2 separate regions of the Mus musculus genome follow, and region 1 is linked to region 2. The links are chromatin contacts, found by Hi-C or POLR2A ChIA-PET in ENCODE. All regions are on one chromosome and are shown on one strand. The core of a region is the stretch at or near the end of the contact, and the rest is flanking DNA. Distances in the headings are between cores, read along the strand shown. Region 1 holds the start of Timm13 (translocase of inner mitochondrial membrane 13). Region 2 holds the start of Lsm7 (LSM7 homolog, U6 small nuclear RNA and mRNA degradation associated).

What was found. Hi-C counts contacts between places; a loop is a spot of excess contacts on that map. ChIA-PET counts read pairs that join two places held with the same protein, here RNA polymerase II (POLR2A).
Region 1: a loop to region 2 is called in a map of T-helper 2 cell, with 1.9 times the contacts of the local background. The contact joins the promoter of Timm13 here to the promoter of Lsm7 in region 2. A Hi-C loop is called at or near these places in 1 of 37 maps with a recorded cell type or tissue (T-helper 2 cell). POLR2A ChIA-PET finds 5 or more read pairs at or near these places in 3 of 5 experiments (Patski and embryonic stem cell).

The regions. Positions count from the first base shown.
Region 1 is chr10:80,899,523-80,902,222 of GRCm38, forward strand. It overlaps Timm13 (translocase of inner mitochondrial membrane 13), which reads right to left and starts at 1,447. Exons shown (of 3, transcript NM_013895.4): 1 at 1,102-1,447; 2 at 960-1,028; 3 at 1-737. The coding sequence starts at 1,221. The coding sequence ends at 639. It overlaps Lmnb2 (lamin B2), which reads right to left. Exons shown (of 12, transcript NM_010722.5): 12 at 1,841-2,700.
Region 2 is chr10:80,853,792-80,856,491 of GRCm38, forward strand. It overlaps Lsm7 (LSM7 homolog, U6 small nuclear RNA and mRNA degradation associated), which reads right to left and starts at 1,418. Exons shown (of 4, transcript NM_025349.2): 1 at 1,390-1,418; 2 at 827-917; 3 at 1-38. The coding sequence starts at 1,395. It overlaps Sppl2b (signal peptide peptidase like 2B), which reads left to right and starts at 1,484. Exons shown (of 15, transcript NM_175195.3): 1 at 1,484-1,597. The coding sequence starts at 1,550.

The sequences.
Region 1 (2,700 bases), core at 197-2,696, 46 kb after region 2:
GAGTCTCCAGGAGCAGGGCATGTCTCCAACTTGGCTCCTTTGGTGCTTATGTTTTGGTGGGACTGACCAAATTGACCAAATCTCATGTACCAATCCTCTTGCCTCCACACTTAACCCACCCTCAAGTGCTGGGCAGACAGGTGTGCACCACACTTGGTTTATTCAGAGTTAAGGTCAGCACCCTGGGCCTCATGCATGATAGGTGAAGGCTACATGAAGCCTTGCTTCTTAACCTCGGCTGGTCTCCCCGGGATGACCAAACACCTGAGATCATGCTCCGAATTCCCTGAGAGCCAGCAGCCCACTGACCCCAAGGGGAAAGATACCCTGGGAGGTCTGGGCCTACTCAGGGGAAGGGACCTGAAGCAGTGAGGTGACACGCCTGCTTTACTGCCCCAGCAGCGATTTATTGGCCTGCTCTCCTGAGGTCACAGGTCAGTGGGGCCAGCCAGATCCCTGTGCTCTGTCGGGTCCTCACTCTCTTCTGAGATTGAGCTGGACGCAGCAACCCAGGGGAGAGGCCTCGATCCCCAAGCCCTCCATGCTGCCAGACTTCAGGGCGGCTAGGAGGAGACACCCTAACTGGCAGGGAAAACAGTTCAGACCATAAGCACGGTGTCCCGAGGCACAGGTCCCGGTCACATGTTGGCTCGTTCCCGCTGCAGTCGAGAGTTGTAGGCGCGGGACACGGTATTCCAGGCGTCCATGTAGCGGTCCATGCACATGGCGATGCATTTCTGCAAAGCGTGGAGGGGGATCCCTGACTGACGGTCACACGACCCGAGGATCACCCATGAAGGCTGCACCGATCTAGGCACAGAAGCCGGGTCCTCACCCCGCGCACGCGCACAACTTCCTCAGTAGCTAAGGCTAGAGGCCGCGCACGCGCACATCTCTCAACCTCCTAGACGCTCCTGACCCCGCGCCCCTCACCACCCCGGGTTCCCGAGATGTCTCACCTGCTCCGAGTTATCCAAGGAGCCCCCGGGCTTCCCGATGCACTTCCGGAAACACTTGTCCGTCATTCTCTGTGGACACACGCGAGGTCTCAGCGGGGACTCACCCGGGGAACCCCGCCACCAACCCCGGCGCGCCCCGCACCTGGAGCAGCTCCTGCGCGTTGGCCACGGCGATCTGCACTTTCACCTGCTCCATAATGGCCCCCGGGTCCAGCTTCCCGCCACCCGTGCCGCCAAAATCCGAGCCGAAGCCGCTGTCCATGGCTGCTCAGTCAACCGGGCCACGGTCGCGCACACCGACCATACGCCCCGGAAGCCAAGCCGGGGCACCACGGGAAACAGAGGCTGAGTCGATTCCCACAAGGCAGCGCGCGTCGTCAGCAGTCTGACAAAGCTGCGGCCTGAGTCACCATGGAAACAAGTTAAACTACACCTCCCACAAACCCGTGCGCGCCGTGCACTCTGACCTCGGAGGCTCTATGGGAAACTGCAAACTCCTGCTCCCACAAGGCTGTGCGCGCCGTCCCTAAGCACTGTCCTTTGGCTTCTAGAAAGGAAGGAAACCCGAACCACAATTCCCAGAAGGCTGTGCAACTTCCCGCGTGAGCCCACTGACTTTTGACGCCCTGGCAAGGGCTGGACCAGGGTCATTTTGTCCTGGACCTCCCCGCTGCGCATGCGTACAATATAAAATCCTCGCTGCTTTTTTTTTTTTTTTTTAATATGTTTTTTTTTTAAAGTTATACGGATGGTTGTGAGCCACCATGTGGTTGCTGGTATTTGAACTTCGGACCTTCGGAAGAGCAGTCCGGTGCTCTTACCCACTGAGCCATCTTACCAGCCTGCTGCTCCTATCTTAATCTGAAGATCTACTCTGAGGCTGCAGTTAAAGTCAATGTTTATTTGAGTATACAAAAGTTTCCAGTTGTAAAATGTATATTACAAATCATAGGCGTAAAAGAAAAGGTGGAACACACGTTTGGCATGCATCTTATAAAAGAAACAATCTGTAGAGCTGAGCGATGTGCGCAGTGCCGGCGGCTCCCCAGCAGCAGTGCCACTCCGGTAACCATCTCACCTAGCCAGGGCCAGAAACAGACCCCTGAGGACCTGCAGATTACTCTAGACCTGCTCCTCAAATACAAGGAAGCTAGCTCCAGTGCAGAGTACACCTGCCCTGTGGGCAAGGCAGCAGAGCTGCGCAGTGACTGCAGCCAGCCATAACTATCCAGGATCCAACGCCGGTCACAAAGAAAACGGAGGTATCTAGAAGCAGGAGGTGGCTGGTGGGTTCTGGAGGTTGGTGGCAGTGGTGGCATCCTGTGGCCAAGAGCTCTTGCCTTGGGGGAAGACTAGGCCTGGACTCTTCCTACCATCAGCTGTGCCAGGAGAGAGAAAGAACTCGCCCTAGCTCAGTAAAGGAAGCTGCCAGTTGTGGCAGCTCCAGGCCTGAACCCCCAGAGCATCATCCCAGTGAGCTGCGTTACTGACCGATGTAAAAAAATAAATATTCTTTAAAAAAATACCATGTGTCAGTGGTGGGGAGGTGACAGGTGAAACTGGCTGGCTCCTGGCACTAAGTTGCAGGGAAGCAAGTTTCCAGGCCTTGCCATCGAGGTGGGGCACAGAGGGGCCACACAGTATTCATACAGGAGAGGCCAGGAGCATAGCTAGTGTGGCCACACTCATGTGAGCAGTCACTGGCTGGGAACCTGCAGCCTTTGCTCCTGAAGGCACAACG
Region 2 (2,700 bases), core at 168-2,667:
GTTGAGCAGTGGGTCAAAGCCCTTCAGGATACCGCTGGCTTGAGGAACACGGGCGAGACATGGAGAAGAATGTCAGTCCACCCCGTAACACATATAGAACCTGGTATGGCAGCTCAGGAACAGTTGCCACCACAGAACTCATGAGTAAGTAAGTGTGGTGGCCTAGTCACTGTGACTCCAACCCTCTTCTTTCCAGTATGGAAGGTGCTATATAGTGTCCATAAAACTTTATTGTCACCCATCCATGCAATCTGAAACAGTCTCCCCCCCCCCCCCCAGGGTCTCATGTGCCCAAGCTGGTCTCAGACTCACTAGGCAGCCTGATCCTCCTGTCTTACCCCTAGTGTTGGAATGCCAGGCTTATACAACCACGCCAGGTTTACACGGGGTTGGGAATAGAACTCAGGGCTTTATGCATGCTAAACCAGCAATCTACCCACAGACATACAGCCCCACCCATGGTTGATTCTTGGAGACAGATCTTGCTACATAACTTAAACTGGCCTGGAACTTTCAATCCTTTCATTGGGAAACCTTCCAGGTTCCTGCTGTGTCCAGGTGCTTAAGAACAGGGCTTCCTATCACCTCCTTCCACCTCCTCGTGGGTCCTGGCCCCTTCCTTCAGGATCCATCCATACTGGTCTGGGTGCTAATCTCACTTGACTCCTTTCCTGGGGCTCTGTTTCCCCACCCACAATAGGGGCATACCTTTCAATGGTACACAATAGCCCAAGCCATTATTGGAACGCCTGTACTAGGTGGCTTCCCTTGCTTGCTGTGACCTCAGCCAAGCTCTGTGTCAGGGAGCCCTGCGGTAGGCACTCACCTTCCCGGCCACCCTGGAACTTCACCCGAATGGTCTTATCGATGTACTTGGAGAGGTCCAAGATGCTTTCTTTCTTCTTTTTCTCTTTGTCCTGCTGGGAGGTGGGGCGCTGAGGAGAGAGGTCCAGCCTCCCCATATCCCTGTAGCCTGGGCATGGCACCCAGGGACTCCTTTCCAACTCAGGCTCCCAGAACCCTGGGTGCATCCTCACCTCCAGTGTCTGCCTAATTGAATGCTATGCCCGAGTCTGCATTTCTGTCTGCATGCCCACGTCCTCATCTGCATCCCTGGATACCCCATCTGCACTGTTTCCTGTACGCACCCCTGTCTGCCTGGTCTGCAACCCCCACGTTCCGCGTCTGCATCCTCATGTCGGTCGTCTGTTTTTCATGTCACCTGGTCTGTACCCATGGCTTCCGTCTGCAGTCCCACGTGGCTCCCATCCTTCAGCACCCTGTCTCCCTACTCTAGGGCGTCCGTCACTCTCCTTTCAGTCTTTCTGCTCTCGCTTCCACAGACCCTCGATCCCGCGGCCCTGCTTTCCACGATCTAGACATGCTCACCGCCATCTTGTCGCCTCACGTCGCTCTGCGCAGGCGCCGCCCCGCCCTTTTCTAACGCGGAGGCCTTTGCGCACGCGCAGCCTCGGCGCAAGCACGTTGCGGCGTCCCGAAGGCGTTGCCAGGAAACCTTCCGCCTAGAGCTGCGGGGGGACCGGCGGACATGGCCGCGGCGCGGCTGGCCGCAGCTTTGCTGCTACTCGCGGCCCAGGTGAGCGCCACGGCCGATCGGCCCGGCCCCCCAACTCCTGACCGTGCCCTTGACCTTGCGGTCCACTCGCTCATTGCCACCGCAGACTTCTGGCGGGGCTTAGCCCGCCCTGCGCCCCGGGGCCCCAACCGCCGCCGCCGCTGTTCCTGCCAGCCTCAGTTTCCCCTTTTGCAGAATGGGGCGAGTTCCCGCGCTCCATCCCCGGGGCGTCCAGCGCGGCCCCCGAGGTGCATGCAGCCCGGCACCCCGGCTTCTGTTCTGTGACCTTGGGCGGAAGGGGGTCCCCACCTCAGGGTCGGTGCAGAACGCTGGGGACGAGCTTCTGCTGGGACGCCTCAGGTGTGCGCGGGGTGCGCCCTGGCAGGAGGCTGGCTTCTGGTGTGCTTTGCTTTCTGAGAGAGGTGGCATGCTGGTCTCGAACTCGGCGTAGTCCAGGCTAGCCTTGAACTCACTATGTAACCCATGTTGGCTTCACACTCACTCTGCAGTCCAGGCTGCCCTCCAACTTGCTCCGCAGCTCAGGCTGGCCTCCAGCTCGCTCTGCAGTCCAGGCTGGGCTCTGACTTCCCATGTTGCCCTGGCTGTCCCTGTGCACCCGGTGAGGCTTGGCTAACCTGGAACTCAAAGCAAAACACCGGCCTAGTTATCTCACGCGCCGCATCGCAACTCCTGGCTTAGTAGAGTCCTTTCTTGTTTTGTCTTTGTGGCTCCAGCCTTCAGTCCCAGATCCTGGAGTGTTGCATCCTTGGGTCTTGGGCCGGTTTGAAGGGTGGCCAGTGCGTCCTGCTACTGTGTACGCTCTTGTCTTGTGAAACAAGAGCCCAGGTCATTTTTAAAAATACTTTTTCTTTTCCTTTTTGAGATTACAGACTTTTGTGACAGGGTCTCCCTGTATGGCCCAGGCTGGCGGTGGGCTTGCAGCTCTGCCTCAGCCTCCCCGGTGCTGCCACAACTGGCTGGCATGTGCCTCCTTGATTGGCTAAGCTTTAAGGCATTCCTCACACATGTGGTTCCTGGGCTCTCCACCATGTGGCCAACATCTCTCTTTGGCTGCTTTTATCCCCACATCCTGTTCTTGGCTGAGCATGAGCTTTTGAAAGTGT